3 separate regions of the Homo sapiens genome follow, and all the other regions are linked to region 2. Evidence: chromatin contacts called from ENCODE Hi-C or POLR2A ChIA-PET data. All regions are on one chromosome and are shown on one strand. Each heading gives the region's core, a stretch centred on a gene start or an enhancer-like site at or near the end of the contact. The rest is flanking DNA. Distances are from core to core; before and after follow the strand shown. Region 1 holds the start of RNF146 (ring finger protein 146). Region 2 holds the start of MED23 (mediator complex subunit 23). Region 3 holds the start of MTFR2 (mitochondrial fission regulator 2).

Region 1 (3,594 bases), core at 171-2,670, 4.4 Mb after region 2:
TTCTATAATTATATACTGGATTGAATGCCAATATTATACGTTCACATCCCATTTGAAAAGTACACACACGAGGTGGGGGGGATGTGCCCACTACCTGAAATGCCAATCATACAAAGAACAAAGCGTACCCTATCATCTTTGGGCTTTCTTCTCTCCTCAGTTCTACACTGTTTCGATATTACAAAAATATTAAACAAAATGTTCAAAACTTGAGAAATAAGTGCTCACTAAAATGGCACTTAGAGAAAATAAATTAAAACATATACCAATATGATTAACGAGAAAAGATTCTAGTTGCCAGGATGTGTGTGTAAACTTACAGTCCTGTAGGTTTTACCTGTGGAGAGGACGGTTCCGTCTCCACTCTTAAAACAATTTTACATTCTTTAGAAGCCTTAGCAAAATAAATAGCGACAACAATGGAAGACCCACACTCCTTCAGACGGGATGGAGGGTAGGAAGAGAACTCCCCACCCAACAATCAGAACAAAGCAACAGCCTCAGCTTTTAAGATGCAGAGGGTTTGGAGGCTCAAGGGATATTCTGAGATCTCTTAATTGTTCCGATGCTTCAACAGCCGTCAAAAACAACTAAGAATATGCAGCGCTGGGCTTCACTAGGACAAGGTGCAGGGATTGCTCTCTTCGTTTTAGGCAAGACCGAGACACTGAGCAGGAGAAAAAAAAGGAGGAAGAGCGAGAGAAGAGAAAGCAGCAGCCAGAGACACTCCGGGAAAAGGCAAAAATGCAGACTGTACGCCCTGGCTTCGATCTGACCCAAGGCCCAAACTGTCTGACCCCACACGGGAAAACATGGAGCAGGCTACCGCCGAAAAACCATCGCCGCCCCTACACCTCGAGGCCAGAAGGTCCCCGGGTAAAGGCCTAAAACCACGGCCCAGAGGGGAGGAGAGGGACCCGCCTGCCACCCGAGGCAGCGAAGCGGGCTCAGGCGGAAGAGGCTGCGCAGTAATGGCCGCTGCTCCGCCCCTCGCACCCGGACCGAGACCAGCTCCGGCCGTCACCCAGGGCAGGGGCTGCGGCGCCCTCGGGCAGCGCAGGGGCTGTCACGGTCGTCTTGCCTGCCCCAGCAGCCAAGGCGGGGGTGGCGGAAAGGGCTGAACTGTCCCATCCCGCCTCTGCGCGGACAGCCGGGGCCGCGCCAGCCCAAGGGCGTCCATCTACGTACCGGCCCCTGACCCCGCCGCCGCCCCTCTCAGGCCCCGAGCGCAAGGCCGACCCGGAGTACGTTGCGGCTGGAGGTGACACCGCGAGCTATGCCTCCTCTCCCCGAGTGAGGATCCTAGAGTGGCCGGCGTTCACCCTGCTCCCCCGAGAGGGCCTCGCTCCGACTCCCACCTCTCCGGCCACAGCTGCGGCCACCTCGCAGTCTTTTCTCTCTGGCCTCGGAGCCCGCAGCTGCCGGGAACGCGCGCGGCCGTCACGTGACCACCCGGCGCGTCGCGGAGGAGGGGCCGCGACGCGCCGCGCACCCGCACCCGCACCGGCGAGCTAACTCCGGCGCCTCATCGTTCTGCCCCTGTCTCGCGCCGCTGTCTGCCGGTACTCTCTTGCCTGTGGGGAGCGGCGACTTCGCTGCTTGCATTCTTCTGGCTTCTTTAGAGTGTGCTTGCTTTGTATTAGGGCCCAGAGGCTCTGAAAGAGTGCAGTTCCAACAGAAAGAGATTTGGGGTGGAGGAAGTAAAACGTGTGTAGGACCAGCAGGTGGTGCTGCTCAAAAATCCAGCTTTGCTATCCTGAGGAAGCTCTGGGGCGCCTAGCTGAGTTTCGGCTTAAAGATCCCTTAGCAAAAGTACTGCTTGTTCCCTTTCAAGAAAAAAAATGGGGAGGGGGGGGACGGAGGGGAGAGAGTACTGTAGGACTTTCCAATTTGTTCTCCTTTTTAATGGTTGAGCAATTTAATCGGGGAAAAAATGAGTATTAGTTTTCTTTTGAAACCCCACCCTTTTTTTAAAAAAAACAGAATAGTGCCTGAGAAACTGAAGAAATTAATCTGCATGATAATCTAAAATTAAAGAGGTTATTTTGATCGCAAGCCTGTGGTTTTAAACATCAGAACTCTAGCAGTAATTCACCATTTTAGCATGTACATTTCCTTTTTCAGAACTGATTAAATTTTCCTAATTTGTAGGAAAATGAAGAGGGTGGAAGAGCAGACCTTTTATCTTTAGAAGAGTATGTATTTCAACATTCTATGACAGCGTCTTCTCATTTGCATTAGTGTTGCATTTTGGGATTTCATTAACTGTTTGATTCAGGATTGGAAGTTTTCAGTGTCCTTATAGGTATAGAAATGTATATGTTTTCTGTTATTCCTCTGAAATCAGTTTATTTCAGGGTTCTCATTCATATATATCAATATGTAACCCAATCTCTTGAAGGGTGCATCTAGTTCAGTGATGCTTGCGCGTGTATGCAATACTGTTCCATACATGTAGAAATATTGAAGTGTATATCCTTTAACTTTAAGCTTAGTTTTCTATCTTTATCTTCTTATTAGCCACTCAGTTTTGTCCCTCTATCCTACACAGCCCATGAACAGAGAATAGCTAAAATTTGATATGTACTCGAAGATTCCAGCTTGAAGAGGTAATGCTAATATTAACTAACAATGTGCCAGGTGTTGCTCTAAGTGCTTTATTCATATATACCCACTTAATTCTCATAATAAACTATGAGGTAGGCACTATTATTATTCCCATTTTACAGAGAGAGAGACACACACAGCTGAGATTTGAATCCAGGCACAGACTGTAAGATGTCAGCTAGTTCAACCCCTTCTCACTCATACCCAAGGTCTTTGTATTTCAGTAAATGGTTGCATCTTTCCTTGTTCAAACCCACCTTTAACTCCTCTCTTTTATGTCTTATATGCATTTGGCATATAACCTGTTGGCTCTTCCTTCAAAGTATATCCAACTACTTACCACCTCCGCTACAATCTGCATCATCTCTTGTTTGGATTATAGTGTTACGGTAGACCAGGAACTAGTCTTTTGACTCTATCCTTAATACAGAATCCTAAATAAATCTACTTAAAAAGAAGTGAGATCGTACCACTCCTTTGCTCAAAGTCTCCTGTGGCTTCCCAACACAAGTAAAAACCAAAGTCCTAACGATGGCTTTAAAATCCTCCCCTCATTACCTCTTTGACCCCACAGACTGTTTACCCAGCTTTGTATTCCCAGAAAGCTCTCCACAAGCTGCCAACCTCATAGTCTTTGCAGTTGTGGTTTCCTCTGCTTAGAACACTCTTCCCCATCATGCTCCCTCCATATGTGCTCAGATGTCCAACTCTTCAGTCAGTCCCTCTACTTGTCAGCATATTTTAAGTCATGATGTTTCCATTCCCAATATTTCATATTTCCTCCTTTACTTTTTAATACTTATCACAGTGTAATGGATAATTTATTTTACTTACTAATCTTCATCATATTTCTCATCACATTAGGACGCAAGACACAGGAGGCCAGGAATGTGTGTTCTGTTTTGTATCTCAACTGCCAGGAATAGTGCCTGACACACTTAAAGAGGTTCTCTGTAAATATGTGTTACATGAATGAGTAAATGAATG
Region 2 (3,669 bases), core at 613-3,112:
ATACAAATTTTTCTACAGAAAGGGATTTAGAAAGATATCTACGTGAGTTTGCTCAGACTGCTGTGAATAGCATACTATAAACTGGGGTGATTCGAGTCTCAGCAAACTGAACGCTGAGAACTCAGGCTTCTTGTTCCTTTTGGCTGCAAGAAGGTTGGCAGCCAGTCAGAACTTTACCCACTTGTAAGAGATCAGGCTTCTTGTTCCTTTTGGCTGCAAGAAGGTTGGCAGCCAGTCAGAACTTTACCCACTTGTAAGAGATTAGATGTATCTTCCTTGGTGATTCAGACCAGCCTAAGGGGAAAGACCTGATGATACCAACTTTGGGGATTCTCCAAGAAACAATGTCCCCAGAACACACTATAAAGATGCTCAAAGTTGATAAGCCCTGCCCAGCTGCTCAGAGTTTCCAGTTGGCTCTTTAGTCCCCCACTCTAAATCCTGATAGGACAAGGATGGAACAAGAAGCCTGAATTCTCAGCTTTCAGTTTGCTCAGACTCAAATTACCCCCCAGTTTATAGTATGCTGTTCACAGCAATCTAAGCAAACTCCCCTAGGTATCTTTCTAAATTCCTTTCTGTAGAAAAATTTGTATTTCCTCCTTTTCTCCCTGGCACTTTATTAGCATCACTAGTATTGCACATATCACACTCTATTATGGTTTAAAATGTCTATGTCTTCAACTAAGCTAAAGCTCTTTAGAGTAGATACATGGGCCCTAACCTGACTGATGTCCTTCTAGGAAGAGAAAATTACGACACAGACATGTACAAAGGGAAGACCATGTGAAGACACAAGGAGAAGAAGGTCATCTACAAGCCAAGGACAGAGGCCTCTATAGAAACTAACCCTATCAACCTCAACCTCAGACTTCCAGCCTCCAGAATTACAAGAAAAGAAATTTCTGTTGTTTAAGCCACCCAGTCTGTGGTATTTTGTTATGGCAACCCTAGCAAACAATACCCTAAGCCTAACTTTTCAAGTTTTTCTCCAGCAGGAAATCTGAATTATTTCTTTTCAGCTTTTAGTAGCTATTGTGTGGACAACATGGTTGCATGTGCATATTAAAGTTGTTAGAAAACTAAATTTATGCCAGGTCAGACACTTGTATAACAAAACCATGAATGGGGAGTCATCAGCTCATCACTTAGCAGCTACAAAGGAGTAGTTCATGCTTAGCAGTTTGTGGCATTTCACAACCGTCAAAGAAGTGAAAGGCCTTTGGATGTCTATGACTCTCATCAACAATTTTCTTTATGAGGCAAAGAAAGCTGATCATTCAAGACATAACAGATGTTTTAGGGGTTGGTGATGATGGTGGCATATGAAGAAAAACACATACTCTCAACAATATAATAGCAAATAGAATCTAGCAATATATTAAAAAGGATAATATATTATGACCAAGTAGCATTTATACCATAGAAGCAAAATTGGTTTGGCATTCAAAAGTCAATCAATTACATTTGCACTGAGGTTATCATAGCTGAGAAGACACCGTCTCTGTGGCTTCAGCTCCTGGCTGCAGGCCGCTGATGGAGGTCCAGAAGGTCAGCTGCTCACAGACATCAACTTGGTGTCGGCTGCGGCTCCAGCATTTTCCGCAGGCTGCAGCTTCTGGGTTCCAAACTTTTCATTTCTCAGTCTGCAAGCGGGTTAGCCCCGAACAGGAAGCAACTCCTTCTCCAGCCGGGAGGTGGCGGCCTGCGGTCGACGATGCCTCCGGGGTCCTTGGGCTCAAGGTTCCGTTTGGGGGCGCTCTCGTCCGGCTTGCGGGCCGCCCTTCTCCACAGACGGAACCTTCTGGTGGCGCCGCTGGTTTCTGCGGGGTTTGCAAACGGCGCGTACCGGGCCCTTCCCGTCTTCCGTACAGGTTCCTGCTGTTGGCTGGGCTCGGGAGGGAACGCTCCAGGTAAAGCGCTGGGGGAGGAAGCGACGCCGAGGAGCTACGGTTTCCTCCAGAGGTCTCCGCCCCTCTGCCCCTATATTCCCAGAGCTCGAGTCTGATCCGGGCCTTGCCGGGCACCCTGGAAAGGCGGGGGTGATAGTACAGATGGAGACGCAACTGCAGAGCATTTTCGAAGAGGTGGTGGTGAGTGCAGCTGCCGGCCATCCAGGACTACGGCTTGGGGACGGGGAGACGCGGGGGCAGCCGACCAAGGAAACTGGCCTGGGCAACCTCCTCTCACGCCTCCCTTTTTATTCCCTTGTTTTGACACCGAGGTTGTATGCGGGGAAGTTTAGTGATTCTCAAACTGCTGTCAAGTTCATTGTATCCTTTGAAATCGATACAGTGACAGGCCAGACAGGTATTGATAGTTTCAGAGCTGATTAAGGTGACTTGCCCTGTGTTACATTGTAATACTTGGCTAAGGGAGGCGCCTTTTTAAAATTAACATTGTTTACATTTTGTTTTTTTTTTTTTTACAGAAAACGGAAGTTATAGAAGAGGCTTTTCCTGGGTGAGTGTATGCGTGGCAGAGTTTTGTGTTTTTATGTGATTGTGTCTGTCAGATTTTACTTAGTTTCGTGTTGGAAGGTTATAAGATCCACTATTCTGATTGTGTGTAATTACCTTTTTAAAACGAATGACAAATAATGTAATTTTTATTTTTTTAGCATGTTTATGGATACTCCTGAAGATGAGAAAACAAAACTAATTAGCTGTTTGGGGGCCTTCAGACAGTTTTGGGGTGGTCTTTCTCAGGTGAGCGCTTCATTTTTAATACATTCAGCTGATGATTTTTGGCCTCTTCTTTTTTTTTTTTTTTTTCTTTTAACATTTACTTTCATGCTGCTCTTAAGATCTTCCTGAGAAGGGAGAAATAAAATTGTTATCATTTTTTATTCTGGCTTCCATTTGTTTTAATTTGTATATTTCAGTGGAAAACCTGTGTTGAGAAGTCAAGTTGATACTGCACAGTGTGAGATGTTTAAAAAAAAAAACCTCCCCTATGTTAGATTAATTGAGATCATTTTCATCCTATTCGGATTTATTTGGTACACTTGAAAACAGATATGTTAAGCTTTACTTGTCAAGGATACAAATTCCATTTTTCTGCTAAATAAAGGAATTGGCACAGCATTGATACAAAGATGCTACAATAGGAATACCAAGATTCTATAATAAGGATAGGAAAATATTATAGTAAAAATGAGGAGACAAACTGTAAAAGTAACAAAGAACAGCTACCAGAAAATGTATCCGTGAAAAAGACAAAAATGTGTCATCCTCGAAGAGCTCACATTGCAGTAGTGCCTTACCTTCTCATGGTACACTATAGGTAGGGAAATGAGAACTGTTTGCGTGTCAGCCACTGGTGATAAGATTTGCCACTCAGACATGGATCATATAATGCCAATACAGTCATGTTTTAACCTTTTTGTTTAGTTGTTTTCTAATAGGTAATACATTTATATGGTTCAAAATGCACAGGTATAAAAGGGTGGATCCAATAACTAGTCTCTTTCTCTTCTCTTACCTGTTATTTTTTCTGTCTGTAGCCAATATCCTCAGGTTATGTTTTCTTCTAGAAGTATTTTATGCATATAGAAACACTTTTATAGCATGATCATATACCATGTACACTGTTCATTAATTAGCACTTTTTTTCTCCTAATAATAATCTACAGGTAATTCCCTATCAGTCCAAGCGTTACTTGTTCCT
Region 3 (3,852 bases), core at 1,309-3,808, 4.6 Mb before region 2:
TCTACCCATAAATTTCATCTTTATATTGCCATCTCTGGGATGTTTTTCAAGTGCAAAATTACAGTCATTTTAAAACCAAAATTTACGCATTGATGTCTTCCTGTTGTCTGAACCTCAGTCATGATGAGCTGTAGGAACTCCCTATGTACTGTTTTTGGCCACTTTGCCTTATGCTACTCCTTGTTCACTTACCTATCTTAAGTCTTACACCCTAGCAAAAAATTTCCAATTCCTCTTTTTGCTCAGGGGCCACTGAATGCAGCACATACCTTTAGGCTAGTAATTCATTCCATTTACATGTCTCCACCAGAATAAAATTTTAGCATTTAGTATTGTGCATGGCATACATACTGTAGTTATGTAATAAATGGTCCTTGAGTGTGTATAAATGAAAGAATGATAATTGCGTATTTATAAAGGCTTGATTTAATTTTATGTCTGCTGCTGCTGCTTGAAACAAATACAATCTGGGCTGTCTTAAAAATTGCTGGGATTACAGGCGTGAGCCACCGCTCCCAGCCAAGATAGGTTCTTGATTGCTGTGTTCAAATCCTTAAAAGGCTTTGCTAGAGAAGAGACATGTTCAAATCACATAGGATCAGGAGACTGGTATTTGATACTTGTCCGATCTCCTCATTTTAACATGTTACATATTTAAAGGACAGAAATCAGAGTCAGTAGGTAAAAAATCTTAGGGACATAGACTTACTAGCTCAATATAGTGAGCTAATTCAATATAATGAGCTAATACTTGACAACTAGATACTTTAAAAAGTGTTAACATGCAGCTTGTGAATAGCAAGTTTTCTACCTGGATCAAACTGGGGGAGGGGAACACAGGAAAACTCCAGAAAGCAAGCCACTATATTTTTGAACACTACTCAGAGACAACAGAAAAGCTAGCTTTGTGATGTCAGAAAAGCTTTCTTGGACCCTATCTCATTCTAAGAGTTCAGGAAAATCTAATTTCGTGTAAAAATGAGCAATGGAAAAAGATGTCCAATCACATAAAATGTTTTTGTCAAAATGGAATTATGAATGCTTTAGTAAACTGGAAGAAATATCTCTGAAGAATTTAGAAGAAAGTTGTCAGCAAAGCATTTATGGATGTAGTATTTGACCTGGGTCCTCCTTGCTACTTAAATCAGTTGGAATATTAACCTATGTTAATAGTGCAGCTGGAAGAGTAGTGGTTCCGTTCTCATTCTGGAGGGATGTTTTCATTCTGGCCCTGTCTGTTTGCTGTTTGATAAGAGAGTGGGAAAGGGAGGGGGTTATAAAGTCGTGATTTATTCACAAGGGCAAAGGGAAGGACAAGGAACTTGAGAAAATTACTCCATCTAGGGTTTCTGATCCATCATCATCCTTGTTCTGCGCTCACTCAGCCGTATCCAGCTCTACTGGGCATATCACTATTATTGCTATCAATTGTTTTGCTAGTTGCTTAGTCCCAAATCATTATCATCTTTTCTGTCATTCCACATTTAGGTATTTTATTCAACAAATAGACTGAATGCCTATTATATACCAGACACTCTTCTAAAGCACTGGGGAAAGATAGAGCATGGATCAAAACAACTTCCTGTTCTCCTGGAGTCTACAATTTTGTTTGGTGGTAGTGGAAGCGTAACTAAATATATATGATAAGTGCTATAGAGAAAAGCAAATTAGGGTTAGAATGGAACGAGATGCCCCGCTGGCCTGTAAGCTCCAGGAGGACGAGGACCTGCCCTCTCATTAAGGTATTTTCCGTGCTTAGAATGGTGTCTGCTACGTAGTAGATATCTATTATTGGTTGAATGAATAAGTGATGTTGACCATAGATAAATTAGTTCAAAACTTAGATTTTCAAATTATGTCAGTAGCAGGCACACATCTTAAATTGTTATATCACTCCAGTGCACGTCTTGCTGAAATTCAGAAGAGGAAGCTATTTCGTATGAAGCCAATAACCTCAAATCAGAAATGAAAACTGGGATATCACCTGTCATATCACTTGCCATCCTCGGCTAAGCCAGGAGAGTGTCCGGCCCAATATTCGGTAGCCTGGATACGTAGGTGTATTTAGTGAACGAAAGAATGAATCCTAGCCACTGCAAAGCTGCAAAACCCTCGGGGGTAGTGCTTGGCTTCTGCCAGTTCCACAAGTATTTTAATATTAGCTGAACAAATGAAATGACCAAAAAATAAATCGCGATTTTGTGTCAGATGAACTTGGGAAGGCGGATGCGCTTAGGGTCCGGCTGTAGCGAGTAAGACACTCCCTGCGAAGAGTTCTGTGGGGTACGAACTCCGGACTGCGAGTCCAGCTCACGAGTTTGTACCTAAAACCTTGCCCTGCGGGAGCGACGCTGTCCTAACGCGACCTGCCCTGCCCGTCAGCTCCTATTGGCTGACTCTCGGAAGACCCGCCTCTTGAGAAGGAAAAGCAGTCGCTTCCCGAATTGCCTGACATCATGCAATGACCAATCAGAAGCAGCGATCTTCAGTTTTGCCCAATGAGGCTGGTTACGGGTCCTGGCCCGCGGAGTTTGATTTCGTCCTGGGATGCGGAAGTAGCAGTCCTGTCATGCGGAAGTAGCAGTCCGGTCCTAGGGACTAGCAGGTGGGTTGGTTGGGCGCAGGAGGACGGGGGCGCGCTTCCCATAACATTACCCTGGCTGAGCGTGAGGCTCCAGGGCTGGGCACCGGGTTGACCTCTTATTCCTCGCTGAGGGCATCGTTACCGCCTGTGGCTGCAAGCCGAGGCGCGCGGGTGGAAACTGGGTCGAGGTCTGGGTAGACGTCTGAGCGATCTGCACAAGGAGTGGCGCAGTCTGGAATTTGATTGAGGATTCCTAACGCCCTCCGCTTGATGTTCTGGTGATTCCCGGGGGCTCGGCTTCGGAGGAAGGTGAGCAAGGCTACCACGCTGTGTTTGGAGAGCACCAGGAAGCTTGTGACCAAAGCGAGGGACGCGATCCGGCTCTGGTCACGGCCTGTTACTAGATGGGTGACCAAGTCACGTCCCGTATCTGGAATTCATGCTTCTCATTTTAAAAGAGTGAGGAGGGATGGGCATTCCACATGGCTGGGGAGGCCTCACAATCATTGCTGAAGGCAAATGAGTAGCAAAGTCACATTTTACATGGTGGCAGGCAAGAGGGCTTGTGCAGGGGAACTCCTGTTGATAAAACCATCACATCTCATGAGACTTATTCACTACCACGAGCATAGTATGGGGGAAGCTGCCCCCATGATTCAGTTATCTTCACCTGGCCCCACCCTTGACACGTGAGGATATGTGTGTGAGAAGAGCTACTGTTTATTTTTTTAAAAACTGAGTCGTCCCTTGCCTGCTTTCAAGGGTTGGCTAAACTCACCCATCTGCTAAGAGTCTCAGCCCAAAGCTTTCAGGAAAGAGCGAGCTTCGCTGTGGCATGTAACTTGAAGCCTTGCCTACTAAGTAGATGTCCAGTTTGTTGATTGGTCTCTATTAACTAGGCTCAAACATCCTACGAGGTTTTAATGTAATCTAACCAATTAATTGAAATTTCCTTTACAACCCTCTCTTTCCCCCAGACTTCCCCTTCCTTTCTTTTTCTCTGACTTAAAAGAATGCTGGCTAGGAGAAATTAGTTGACTGTGTCGTGTATCAAGAGGACTTTTCCAGGTTATGTAGTACAATTTGGCATTTATTTGTCAAGAGTAACATTTTCTAAAATTTTCCCCAAAGGCACCAAGAAACTGATAATGTTCCTTTGAATTGGCTTCTGTATTTGCTTCATCAATGTCTCTCATACTGAATATCTTAAGAGAGATGCTGGAATATTTTGGCGTTCCTGTAGAACAGGTAAATGTCGTTTTGGATTG

What was found. A loop is a pair of places that touch in the nucleus more often than their neighbours do. ChIA-PET counts read pairs that join two places held with the same protein, here RNA polymerase II (POLR2A). Pooled maps may share reads with other maps.
Region 1: a map of HepG2 shows a loop between it and region 2 (10-fold over the local background). The contact joins the promoter of RNF146 here to the promoter of MED23 in region 2. A Hi-C loop is called at or near these places in 1 of 168 maps with a recorded cell type or tissue (HepG2) and 10 of 50 pooled maps. POLR2A ChIA-PET finds 5 or more read pairs at or near these places in 1 of 52 experiments (OCI-LY7).
Region 3: a loop to region 2 is called in a pooled map of gastrocnemius medialis, with 4 times the contacts of the local background. The contact joins the promoter of MTFR2 here to the promoter of MED23 in region 2. A Hi-C loop is called at or near these places in 1 of 168 maps with a recorded cell type or tissue (CD8-positive, alpha-beta T cell), 2 of 37 single-sample maps with no recorded cell type and 9 of 50 pooled maps.

The regions. Positions count from the first base shown.
Region 1 is chr6:127,264,690-127,268,283 of GRCh38, reverse strand. RNF146 (ring finger protein 146) reads right to left here and starts at 1,420. Exons shown (of 3, transcript NM_001242850.2): 1 at 1,359-1,420. RefSeq lists an enhancer at 732-791 and silencers at 992-1,261, 1,362-1,461.
Region 2 is chr6:131,626,435-131,630,103 of GRCh38, reverse strand. It overlaps MED23 (mediator complex subunit 23), which reads left to right and starts at 1,862. Exons shown (of 29, transcript NM_004830.4): 1 at 1,862-2,093; 2 at 2,432-2,463; 3 at 2,621-2,708. The coding sequence starts at 2,055. RefSeq lists enhancers at 1,873-2,042, 2,173-2,222.
Region 3 is chr6:136,249,017-136,252,868 of GRCh38, reverse strand. MTFR2 (mitochondrial fission regulator 2) reads left to right here and starts at 2,558. Exons shown (of 8, transcript NM_001099286.3): 1 at 2,558-2,893; 2 at 3,716-3,832. The coding sequence starts at 3,770. RefSeq lists enhancers at 2,089-2,238, 2,889-3,108.